Linked DNA regions of Homo sapiens: region 1 is linked to region 2. Evidence: read pairs that join two places in POLR2A ChIA-PET (ENCODE). Cell type or tissue: PC-9. All regions are shown on one strand. Each heading gives the region's core, and the rest is flanking DNA. Links, peaks and the distances in the headings are about the cores only. Region 1 has its middle 21 kb from the start of WNT7B. Region 2 holds the start of LOC124905138 (a long non-coding RNA gene).

Region 1 (5,365 bases), core at 149-5,148, 140 kb before region 2:
GGACAGGCCCTGTTCTGTTCCTCCATCCCCCTGGGTGCACGCCGGGACTGTTTCTCCTCAGCTTCTGTGAGCGGTGAGGAACCTCAGGGTGCAAGTGTCTGGTGTGTCCCTGTGGCCGCTTCTCCCGACTTACACGCAGGAGGGGACCTGTTCCTGTCCATGCCATGGTGGCTCTGGCTCTCTCTTCGGTGTCCACAGTGGCTGCACCATTTCACCTTCCCACCAGCAAGCGTGTGCACAGGCTCCAATCTCTCCACGCCCTCCCCTGCTCTCTCCGGCTGTGTGATTCTTCACTGTGGTTGCTGTCACAGCATCAGTGACAGTGAGTCGGTGCCGCACTGTGCTCCGTTCCTTCTCACGGCTGATTCCCACCCTGTTCTCTTCCCCCCCGGGAGCTCACGCTCAGGAGGGAGAGGGCTCCGGAAGCCACAGCCCCGCACCATGAGTGGCCAGGGCGAGGGAGCGGTGGGCCAGCAGGCAGGGGCGAGCTCGATGCCTCAAGGAAGGCTCCAGAGTTCACTCATTCCATGAGTGTCAACCAACAAGCAGCTCCCTGCGGGCCTTATGTGCCAGGCCTGGGCTGAGAGGCTCTGAAGTTACCAAAATCAGCACCAAAGTGTAGCAGTCCCCCTCAGTCCATGAATTGCTAAATCAAGCTCAGAGTCTAGCGGGAGAGACAGACCGGTCGGCCAGACAGACAGACAGACAGACCACCCTCCTCCAAGCTGGAAGGCACCTGATGCAACAGGGAGCGCCGAAGGCAGATCAGGGAGGGCTTCCCTGAGGCGATGCCACTTGGCTGAGTCTGAGAGGCGAGGAGGGGATAGCTGGGCCCTGGGAACCACCTGCGGGCCCAGGGTAAGTTCCACGTAACGCCCCGGGGGTGACACTTGGGTCAAAAGGAGGTCAGCAGCAGGCAGGGCTGGGCCTGAGGCCTGGGACAGAGCTGAGTCCTGGCCTATGGCAGTGGGGCCAGGGCAGGCACCAGGACCTCCAGGGTGCCCCGGTCCAGGGAAGGGACCTCCAGGGTGCCCCGGTCCAAGGAGGGGACCTCCAGGGTGCTCCGGTCCAGGGAGGGGACCTCCAGGCCATCCCAGTCCAGGGAGGAGAGCTCCAGGCCGCCCCCATCCAGGGAGGGCTGCTTGACTCTGGTCTCTGCTCCCTGCGCTGACTCAGAGGGCCGGTTCCGCTTTGTGGAGCTCAGTGGGGCCGCCCTCCTGCTCCACGGCCTGGTGGCCGGCTGTGGTCTATGCTGAGGAAGGGGAAGCCCAGGTCCATGCTGCCTGCCCAGGACCTCTCTGCAGAGCCTGCCTCTTCTCTTGGCCCAGGTCTGGCATCGGGGTGGGCTCCTGCAGCGGCCCCGCCCGTCCGGAGTATTTCCAGGGCCAGGGAGACGGGCAAGCACACAGGCACGTTGCGATGGGTGATGGAGGGGCGTGCAGGCGATGGAGGGGTGTGCAGGCGATGGAGGGGCCCACGCCACGTGGGTAGGCAGGGCCTGGGAGAAAGGGTGCCCAGGGACCACAGGAGCTGAGCCCTGAGGGTTCAGGGGAGAGTGCCAGGAGGGGGAGTAGGCAGGAGAGGAGGAACAAGAATGACTGAGGGGACCTCAGGACCCAGACAGGAAATCATAGCACAGGTCAGGGCCCATGTCTGGGGAGAGGGGACAGGAAGGGCTCTAAGGCAAGGATGGAGAGGCAGGCAGGCCACGGGAGGCCTCTGGACTGAGACCCAGATGCAGCAGGCTTGAGGGACCTCAAGAGAGGGCACTGCAGGCAGGGGCCCAGCCGTGCAAAGGCCCTGTGGCAGGAGGGCTGAGGTGCCACCCACACAGCCCGAGGGCAAGGGCTGCAGGAGAAGGGAGAGATGAGGTAGAGATTTTCCCAGGGCCATCCCTCCCAACTCGACCCCCTCCCCAACGGGGTCCCAGGGCCCTGCCATTTTAAGCCTGAAAGAAACCAGTTTGACTCAAACTGGAGGCATCTCCTCTGGGAATCTACAGCCCTAAATCACAGCGCCTGGGCAGCGAGTTCACTTCAGGACACACTGGTCTTCTGAGTTCTGTCTTCCTGTGTAGCTGGGGGGGATGGACAGCCCTGGCCCCGGGCCACTGTTCCCCGCCAGCGCATTGTCTGCCAGGCCAGCGGCGGAAGCAGCAGCTGCTGGGGCAGGCGGAGCCTGCTGGAGGAAGCCAGGGCCCCCCTAACCCCCGCCCTCCGCTGTCTCCACTTGCCCCACCCCCTCCACCACTGGAACCTGGGGGACAGAGGCTGGGCATGGAGACCCGCCCTGCCTCCAGCACGGGCCCCCCCAACGCTGGCCAGAACCCTCCCTGTCCTTCCACCCACCCAACTCAGCCCAGTCCCCTGTAGACTCTCAGGACCATCTGGTTTTCCAGCTTGTGGGTGACTGACCCACAGTTGCCCTGACTAGATGTCGGCCACCTCTCCGCCCAGAGGGAGGGGAAGAGAGAAAAGCCAAAGCCTAGTTTACAAGGGAAGTGACTCCAGGCCTGGTTGCCTCCTCCTCCCCAAAGAAAAAGAGTTCAGCTACTGGCCCTGTGGGAATCTGGACCCCAGACCTCAGGGGCAGGGACTGGGGGGATGCAGAGGTCAAACCTGGGAACCTGTAATGGTTCCCTGGTCCCAACGGCACCTGCCCTGAGCTGAGCCCTGAGCCTGACTCTACAGTCCCAACCCACCACCCTGTGCCTCCTACCCCTCCCCAACCCCAACTCTCGAAGCCAGGGTCACCGGACACTTCCCTCATCCTTTGAGGAAAGATGGTGAAGCCTCAGAGGCGGGAAATGGATTCAATTGTCCACAGCTGAATGTGTATGATCCTGTTCAGGTGTGAAAACTGAGTCAGTTCAGTGCCCGGTGGCACCTGACATTCACAGCATCCCTGTTGGAGTGCCCGCCTTGGACGCCATCTGTCCAGGCAGGTGTCCTCTGCGGGCTCTTGTTCCAGGCTGGCACGGCTGCCAAGTCCCCTTAATGGGCCAAGTCCCTCTGGATCACCCAACGCCTGGGTCACTGCTCCTGCGGCCACTCCTGGACCTGCCGCTCCTCATCCCCACCCCTCACCAGGGCCCAGCTGTGCACCTGTGCACAGCTCCCGCTGGCTGAGTTCCCCCAGGCAGTGGGCACAGGCCAGCCCTGCCCGGCCCGCAGAGCCCACCCTCTCCTGTCCTGAGGATCTGAGAGCCCTCTTAGCCTGGTCCCTTCCCCAGGGCTGGCAGCAGTGCCCCCCCAGGGGCCCTGGCTCTTTGTCTCCTCAGGGACATTGTTTGGAACGTAGACTCCTGTTGGCCAGGGATCTGGTTTCTAGACTCTTCTTTTGCTGTTTTCCTTCAAACGTTAGCCACGCTTTTCAAAGTATACTTTAACCTCAGACGCTGGCCGGCATCTCCATCGTCCCTTGCTGGGTACTGCCCTTGACCGTGCAGCTGCCTGGGGCTGGAGGAGGTGCAACCTTGGGGAGAAAGTCACATCCCTTCACCAGGCAAGGACAGCCAAGCCCACTGCCAGAGGAGTCATTGGGTTCAAGTAAATAATCAAATTGGAACTGTGTGTTCAATGTAAGCATCAGAGAGCCTGCTGTGCACCCTCCCCCCCATAACCTTCTGTGGCTCCCTGTCGCCTCCCTGAAGGCCTTGCTCTTCAGCACAGCACACTTGAGCCTCTGGGTCTTATTTCTCCCCTGTTCCCCCTCCTCAGGCACATGGGAGCCATGCCTCGTGCCTTTGTCATGTGGGCCCCTCTGCCCGATCGGCACAGGCTCACAGGGCCAGGTTCAAAGGACCTTCTAGACTCTTTGGCTTCAGAGGGGCTGTCCACACACCTGGCCAAACTGCTCCTCACAGCCACCTTTCCATCTGCTCTCCCCTGCCTTCCTTGCCCTGGCTAACCCTACTCAGCCCTCAGGTCTCACCACCTCCTCCGGGCAGCCTCTCCTGACAGCCTCCACCAGCCCCCAGACTCCCACAGCCCCCAGACTCCCGCAGAGGCCTGAGGTGCCATCTAGGGGCATTGTCCAATGACAGGGGACAGCTCAGAGGTGGGGGGATGTTCTGTATGCACTCCCTGCCTGCTGAGCTCAGGAGCCTGGGGGCCAGGCAGTTGGAGAAGCAGACAAGCAAATCAACAGCAGAAATAGAAATGACACTGACAGCTACCACCTGGCACCTGCCTTAGAAAATGCATTGAGCACAAAGGAAACAGACGTGCAGGCGGCCAGGCGACATTGACACTGCGTGGAGTAGGGGACAGGGATTCAAAGCCCAGGCTCCGGTGGGCGCGTCCCAGGCACCTGCTGCCGCGCTTCCCAGAGAGTGAAATTCGCCACTGTGGGGTGGGGGCATCTTAAGGGTTGTAGAAACCAAGGAGCTCAAAGGAAGGAGCCAGGGGTCGCCTTGTCCAGAAGGGATTTGGGGGTGCAGCAAAGATGCCGCAGAACATCAGAACATGTATTTAAAAGTAGAGGTGAAAGACCAAGGGAACGGGGAGAGAAGGTAGGTCTAAGTGGAGGCAGAGATAGGCCCACGGCTTTGGCTCCAAGCTTCCCAGTGGCAGAGGCAAAAAGGGAAAGGGGCAGTTTACACAAATTACTATTCTATGGGTACAATTAAAAGGCACCACATCCTACTCCTGATGCTTCCCTTCCATGGCGGACTGGGGATGGCACAGGAAAAGAGCGTGTGGAATTCCTTCCCATCCTGTACATGTTCGGAGCATTGCACTCTCCCGGGCTCTGGGGCTTCCAGGTGAAACAGCCCCTACCTGCCAGGCCCTCAGCCCGTACCTGTGACAGCCCCCTGCTTCGTCCTCACAACAGCCTGGGCACTTGAGGTTGGGGTCTCAGCTGTCACTCTTCCAACCCTATAAATGAGGAGGTGGAAGGAAAGAAGCCAGCACTTCATGAGGACATGGTGGTCTGTCTGCCCATGATGCAGACGCCGGCTTTGTGCAGGGACCCCATTCCTCAGCCCCACATGTGTGCACCTCTTTGGCCGGACCTGTCCTCCCATCCAGGTGCCTCCCAGATGAGGGGCCTGTGCTGAGGGACTTGGTTTTGTGTCTAGTGGCTGCTCCTAGCACCCTCACCTCTGTCCTCACCCAACCACTGGCCAGCTGGGCTCCTGCCTCCCTGCAGGTAGGGCAGGTGCGGAGGGAGCACAGCCCTGAGCATCCAGTCTTTTCAGTCTGGCCAACCCCCAACCCAGTGGCTCTGAAGGTGCCTGGAGAACCAACAGCTCAGGACCCCGCTGGGCAGACCAGGCCTCTCACGTGGCTGTAAGAGAAAGTTCCTCCACCCCACCCTACCCCTCGATGTCTCCTGCCCCTTCCACCCTGGGCAGATGATG
Region 2 (5,365 bases), core at 277-5,276:
ACTCTGCAGGCAGCCAAGCCAGGAGGGCCCTCTGGGCACCTGGGCCTCTCCTCAGGAAGAGGAGCAGGGACTCACTATCCTTTGGGTCAACGACGGCCTTAAGCAACGGGCTCGAAAATCCCTGATTAGTGACCACCTTCTGTTGCTAGGCAAGATGGGGACAAAGATGGGTCCAGTTCTCCAGCTGTTAAACATCTGTCTCATCAAGAAGATGGGACAGCACATGGAAAATAAATTTCTATGGTTATAATAACTGTCCCAGATTCTCTGTGCAGTAATGGCAGACCCCCTTTCCCTCTGAAAACAAGCAAGAATTTTGGATAAAACAATAACAAAATTAAGTTAAATGCATCAAAGGGCTGCTAAGCTAGTGGGAAACCTCCAGGCCAAGTTTCAGGGGGAAACCAAGAACCTAGAGAAGAACGCTGGGGTCACTGGTGCCTGCGAGCATTTGCCAACCTGGCAAGTTGGGCTTTGACCTTGGAGGGAGTAGAGGGGTAGACAGAGGTCAAGGTATGAGGAGCCTGATAGGGGCATATCAAGCTGGAAGCGTGAAAGGCCTCACCTTGGGTGAAGACTGAAGCAGAGATAACCCTGGCCCCTGCCCCAAAACAAGGAATTCGTTAGCATTAAAAGGAGTGGGAGGAAAAAAGGAAAGGAAACTCACGGATTCAAGCACAAAGAGCCTCGGAGCTCCTGCGGACTTGGACCCCTTGCCCATCACACCCGGGAGGCCCGGAGATGGTGGGGCTTCTGTGCACTTGGTTCCAGGTGGTCTGGGCTGTCCATGTGAAAGTAAACACTATCCTTGTGAGAAGGAACCTCTGTCCTTGGCCTCACGGAAACCCCACAGACACCCTTCAAAGGGCCCCAAGACGCACACAAAGATATCCAAGTCTGAAAGGGAAGAAGGCACCATGAGTAAGAACCAGCAGACAAGCTAGCGGACACCCGCGCGGTCTCCCCATATTATTAGAAAATTACCAAACAAGACACTAGAGGACATTTCAAACCATAATAGAAGAGATGGCCCATGTTCGGTGGCCAAGCATAGCACAGAGCTCCTCACTCCTCCAGGAATTCCACTGAAGGGTGGCAAGTTCTGGAGTTCAAGCCACTGGGGAGGCAACAGGAGTGCAAGTGGCCACAGTTCAGGCGCTGAGGGGCAGAGGCAGGGAGGGGGCGCTCCCAAGAAGTCCACTGGGAGACGCAGGCAGGGGGCTTCCCAGGCAGCCTCACCAGCTTCCCTTCACACTGATCCCCTGTAAAGGTGTGTCCAGCCTCGATGTAGGAGGAACAGGGAGAAACTGATTTGCTATTCATAAAATGCGTCTGCAGAAACAGATTAACTCCTGATCCACTTTCACGGCTGAAGCAGAGCCTGCCTTGTAAAACACATGGGCATTTTCCTATAGTTGTTTTTCTGTTTTCAGTTTTGTTTGCCATTTCCTGAATCTAACACCTTCTGAGGCGGATGCTAAGAGTTTAGAATTTACATAATTACCCGAGTCACTTGTTAACTCCCTGTAAGCAGCACCCTCACTGGATTTGATCACTTTTGCTTTGCCATGCCTGCATAAGCTTGCCACCGAAATACTTTAAAAAATGGACTTGAGGCCACACACTGGGCTCATGCCAGTAATCCCAGTACTTTGGATGTCAAGGTGAGAGGATCACTGGAGGCTAGAAGTTCAAGACCACCCTGGGCAACATACCAAGATCCCTTCTGCAAATAATAATACAAATAGTAATAATAATAATAAATATATATATATATATATATATATATTTTTTTTGAGATGGAGTCTCGCTCTGTTGCCCAGGCTGGAGTGCAGTGGTGCCATCTCGGCTCACTGCAAGCTCCGCCTCCCGGGTTCACGCCATTCTCCTGCCTCAGCCTCCCCAGCAGCTGGGACTACAGGTGCACACCACCACGCCTGGCTAATTTTTGTATTTTTAGTACAGATGGGGTTTCACTGTGTTTTAGTCGATCTCCTGACCTTGTGATCTGCCCGCCTCAGCCTCCCAAAGTGCTGGGATTACAGGCGTGAACCACCGCGCCCGGCCAATAATAATACTTTTAATTAGCCAGTCATGGTGGTGTACACCTGTAGTCCCAGCTACTCAGGAGGCAGAGGCAGGAGGGTTATGTGAACCCAGCAGTTTGAGGCTGCAGTGAACCATGATTGTGCCACTGTACTCCAGCCTGGGTGACAGAGCAAGATCCAACCTCCCCTCCGCACCAGGAAAAAAAAAAAAGGAAAGAAAGAAGACAGACTTGTGCCTCACAAGTGGTACTTTTGAGTTCCCACTCAAACTACTGTCTTTCGAGTAGGGCAAGACCACTTTCCATTGTGGTATCTTTGCAGCAGTGCCATTGTCCCTTATGGAACAGTGTCTCAGGACCCCGCTCCTGCTCCTTCTGCCGGCTCTGAGCAGGTGAGGACAGGGGACTGGGAAGGTCCCCTGCATCTGAGCCCGCCGGTGCTCAAGCATCTTTCTTGGCTGCCCAAGAACATTGTCTGCAGGACAATCCCAGCTCCTCAGCCTGCGTCTCTGGCCCTCCAGGTGCCCACTGCTTATGCTTCTCAGTCACATCCCTGGCCTGCCTGGGCTCAGGGCTGACTCTTACTCCAAGGGTGGGCAGCATGAAGCTGGAGCCATTTTGCAGCAGGAAGGATTCTGCCTACTAGGAGCCGAGGCCACACATGGGGGAAGGCAGGGTTCCTCTGCCGGAGCCCCTCCTGGTGTGATGAGGGAGGCAGGCACACAGAGAGGGAGTTAGAAGAATGGGGTTAGTGGGAAACTGAGGTCTGCCCCAGGCATGAGGAGGCAGTGAGGGCAGACTCCTAGCCCAGCAGGGAGAGGAGGTACTGAGAGCACCCAACCCTGAGTGAACAGCAGCTAGACCAGGCCGGGCAGATGGCCAGTCCCTCCTGCAGCGCACTCCAAAGTCTCAGGGAGCCAGGGAACAGGCAGAGCTGAGAAAACGTCCTGGAAACTCCACAGGAGCCCAGAGCCCACCATGTTCTCTGAGAGAAAGTCAGCACTGGGCACGCTGGACAGGGAAGCAGGGTCATGCTTGGAAAGGCCAACTCAGTCCTTGCCACCCACTGAGCACCCACTAGCTAGTTATTTGGTTTTGTTTTAAAAACTCAACTCATCACGAATACTCACCAAGATGCTTTGATCTAATTTCATGCCTCCACCTGGAGAGGGGGAACGATGAATTGACAGTCTCCCAGCCTGTCTTCCCCACCAGCCATCCAAGAACCCTGCCTGCCAGGATGCTGGTCCTGTGTCTGCCTGCCCCACGCCACCGTCACCTTGCAGAGAAACACTGATTGCCTTCACACATCTGGCTCCAGCCAACTCCCTCCTCTGCACACCTTGAGGCTCCCAGGCAGAGAGGAGGCTCTTCCCCAGGCCGGGGGCCCCCCTGGGAGGGTGTCCAATGTCATGCCAGCCAAGGCCCGTGTGGGCGTAGCTCCTGCAGGTTCTCAAGGTTGTAGCCCGCACCCTGCTCCTTGGTTTTGTGAAAGATCAAAATCAGGGCCTCACATAGAACTTTATATTCCAACGCTGCAAGTCTCAACACAAACCAATGTGTTGACTTGAAAATAAATATCACTAATAAAATGGAGAAGAGAGCTGGCATGGAAAGATTGGGAAAATGTCAAGAATTCTTGGTGCTGTATGTTTATCAGTAAATAAAGCACATCTGAGGGGTGAGGGGTCGGCCCTTGGACCTTGGGCTCTTACAGATGGGTGCCATTTTCAACAGCTTTGGAGACAAACATGGTGTTTGCCAATATCTTGGTTTTGCCAAGTCAAAGCTAACCAATATCAGCACTTCATCTAAGCAATTCCCACTAAGGAAAGGTATTTTCAACAACAACAAAAGAATATAAAGGATATAGTCTTGGGAAGGAAAAGGATATTTGTCTTGTTTTTCTTTGAGAAAAGAAATGAGCCTCTCAATGTTGCCCAGGCTGGAGTGCAGTGGTGCAATCACAGCTCGTTGTAGCCTTGACCTCCCAGGCCCAAGTGATCTTCACACCTCAGCCTCCTGAGTAGCTGGGACCACAGGCACGTGCTACCATGCTTGGCTAATTTTTTTTTTTTTTACTTTTTGTAGAGACGGGGTCTCATTATGTTGCCCAGGCTGGTCTCAAACTCCTGGCCTCAAGCAATCCTCCCGCCTCTGCCTCCCAAAGTGCTGGGATTACAGGTGTGAGCCACTATGCCTGGCCTGAAAAAAAAGGCTATTGCTTTTTTTTTTTCTTTTTGAGATGGACTCTCACTCTCGTTGCCCAGGCTGGAGTGCAATGGCGCAATCTTGGCTCACTGCAACCTCTGCCTCCAGGGTTCAAGCAATTCTGCCTCAGCCTCTCAAGTAGCTGGGATTACAGGCATGCACCACCACGCCCAGTTAATTTTTTGTATTTAGTAGAGACGGGTTTCACCATATTGGTCAGGCTGGTCTTGAACTCCTGTCTCAGGTGATCCACTTGCCTCAGCCTCCCTAGGTGCTAGGATTACAGGCCCACCATGCCCAGCCCAAGGCTCTTTCTTTTCTTTTCTTTTCTTTTTTTTTGAGACAGAGTCTCACTCTGTCGCCCAGGCTAATCTCCAGTCACTGCAACCTCCGCCTCCTGGGTTCAAGCGATTCTCCTGCCTCAGCCCCCAGAGTAGGTGGGACTACAGGCACGTGCCACCATGCGCAGCTAATTTTTGTATTTTTAGTAGAGATGGGGTTTCACCATGTTGGCCAGGCTAGTCTCGAACTCCTGGCCTCAGATGGTCCACCTGCCTCGGCCTCCCAAAGTGCTGGGATTACAGGCATGAGCCACCACGCCTGGCCCCGAGGTATTTCTTTAAATCAGCTAGTTGAAGTTCTATAGGAAACTCTTCACAATGTCAGTTTTTTGTTTTTTTGTTTTGTTTTGTTTTGTTTTTTTCACTTTGCTGCAGACCCAGAAAACTTTGTCAAACATGACCTGTCCCTTCCAGGAGATGAGGGACCATGGCCCAATCCCACGTTTTAGTGAAACCCAAGCAGAGCAATGCAATAGGGCAGCCCCCCTTCCACTCAGCTGCACAGGCTCCGGTTCAGATTGCCTTTCCTGGCTGGCAGGATGCTTTGGTGAAAGGCAGATAATAGGGTGGGACAGGGGATCACGGGCGGGAGACACGTAGGCACTGGGGCTGGTGTCTGCGAGGCATGAGGCCTGCCTGTCGGCTGTCCTGAGTGGAGAGACAGGACCGGGCAGTGGGCCGCCATAAAGATGGTGCTGGATGCGACAAGAGCCGCATGGAACACAGGAGGTGGTGGCCACACAAGGCAGAGGGCAGCTTTGGCAGG

Evidence for each region. ChIA-PET counts read pairs that join two places held together with the same protein. Peaks named below come from ENCODE experiments on the same cell type or tissue, not always from the same donor. Only the 100,000 strongest peaks of a DNase experiment are listed, where the experiment ranks them.
Region 1: POLR2A ChIA-PET joins it to region 2 with 10 read pairs; 7 of 35 experiments call an interaction of 5 or more read pairs at or near these places.

Annotation. Positions count from the first base shown.
Region 1 is chr22:45,995,481-46,000,845 of GRCh38, forward strand. No RefSeq gene overlaps it. Among named protein-coding and RNA genes, the nearest start is that of WNT7B, 21 kb to the left of the region's middle. RefSeq lists enhancers at 1-617, 1,581-2,250 and a silencer at 972-1,121. In PC-9, for the core only: no CTCF peak of the experiment used is centred there; a DNase peak (open chromatin) is centred at 2,091; H3K4me3 peaks cover 536 bases.
Region 2 is chr22:46,140,249-46,145,613 of GRCh38, forward strand. LOC124905138 (a long non-coding RNA gene) reads right to left here and starts at 3,980. Exons shown (of 2, transcript XR_007068140.1): 1 at 3,178-3,980; 2 at 1-897. In PC-9, for the core only: no CTCF peak of the experiment used is centred there; no DNase peak of the experiment used is centred there; H3K27me3 peaks cover 1,562 bases.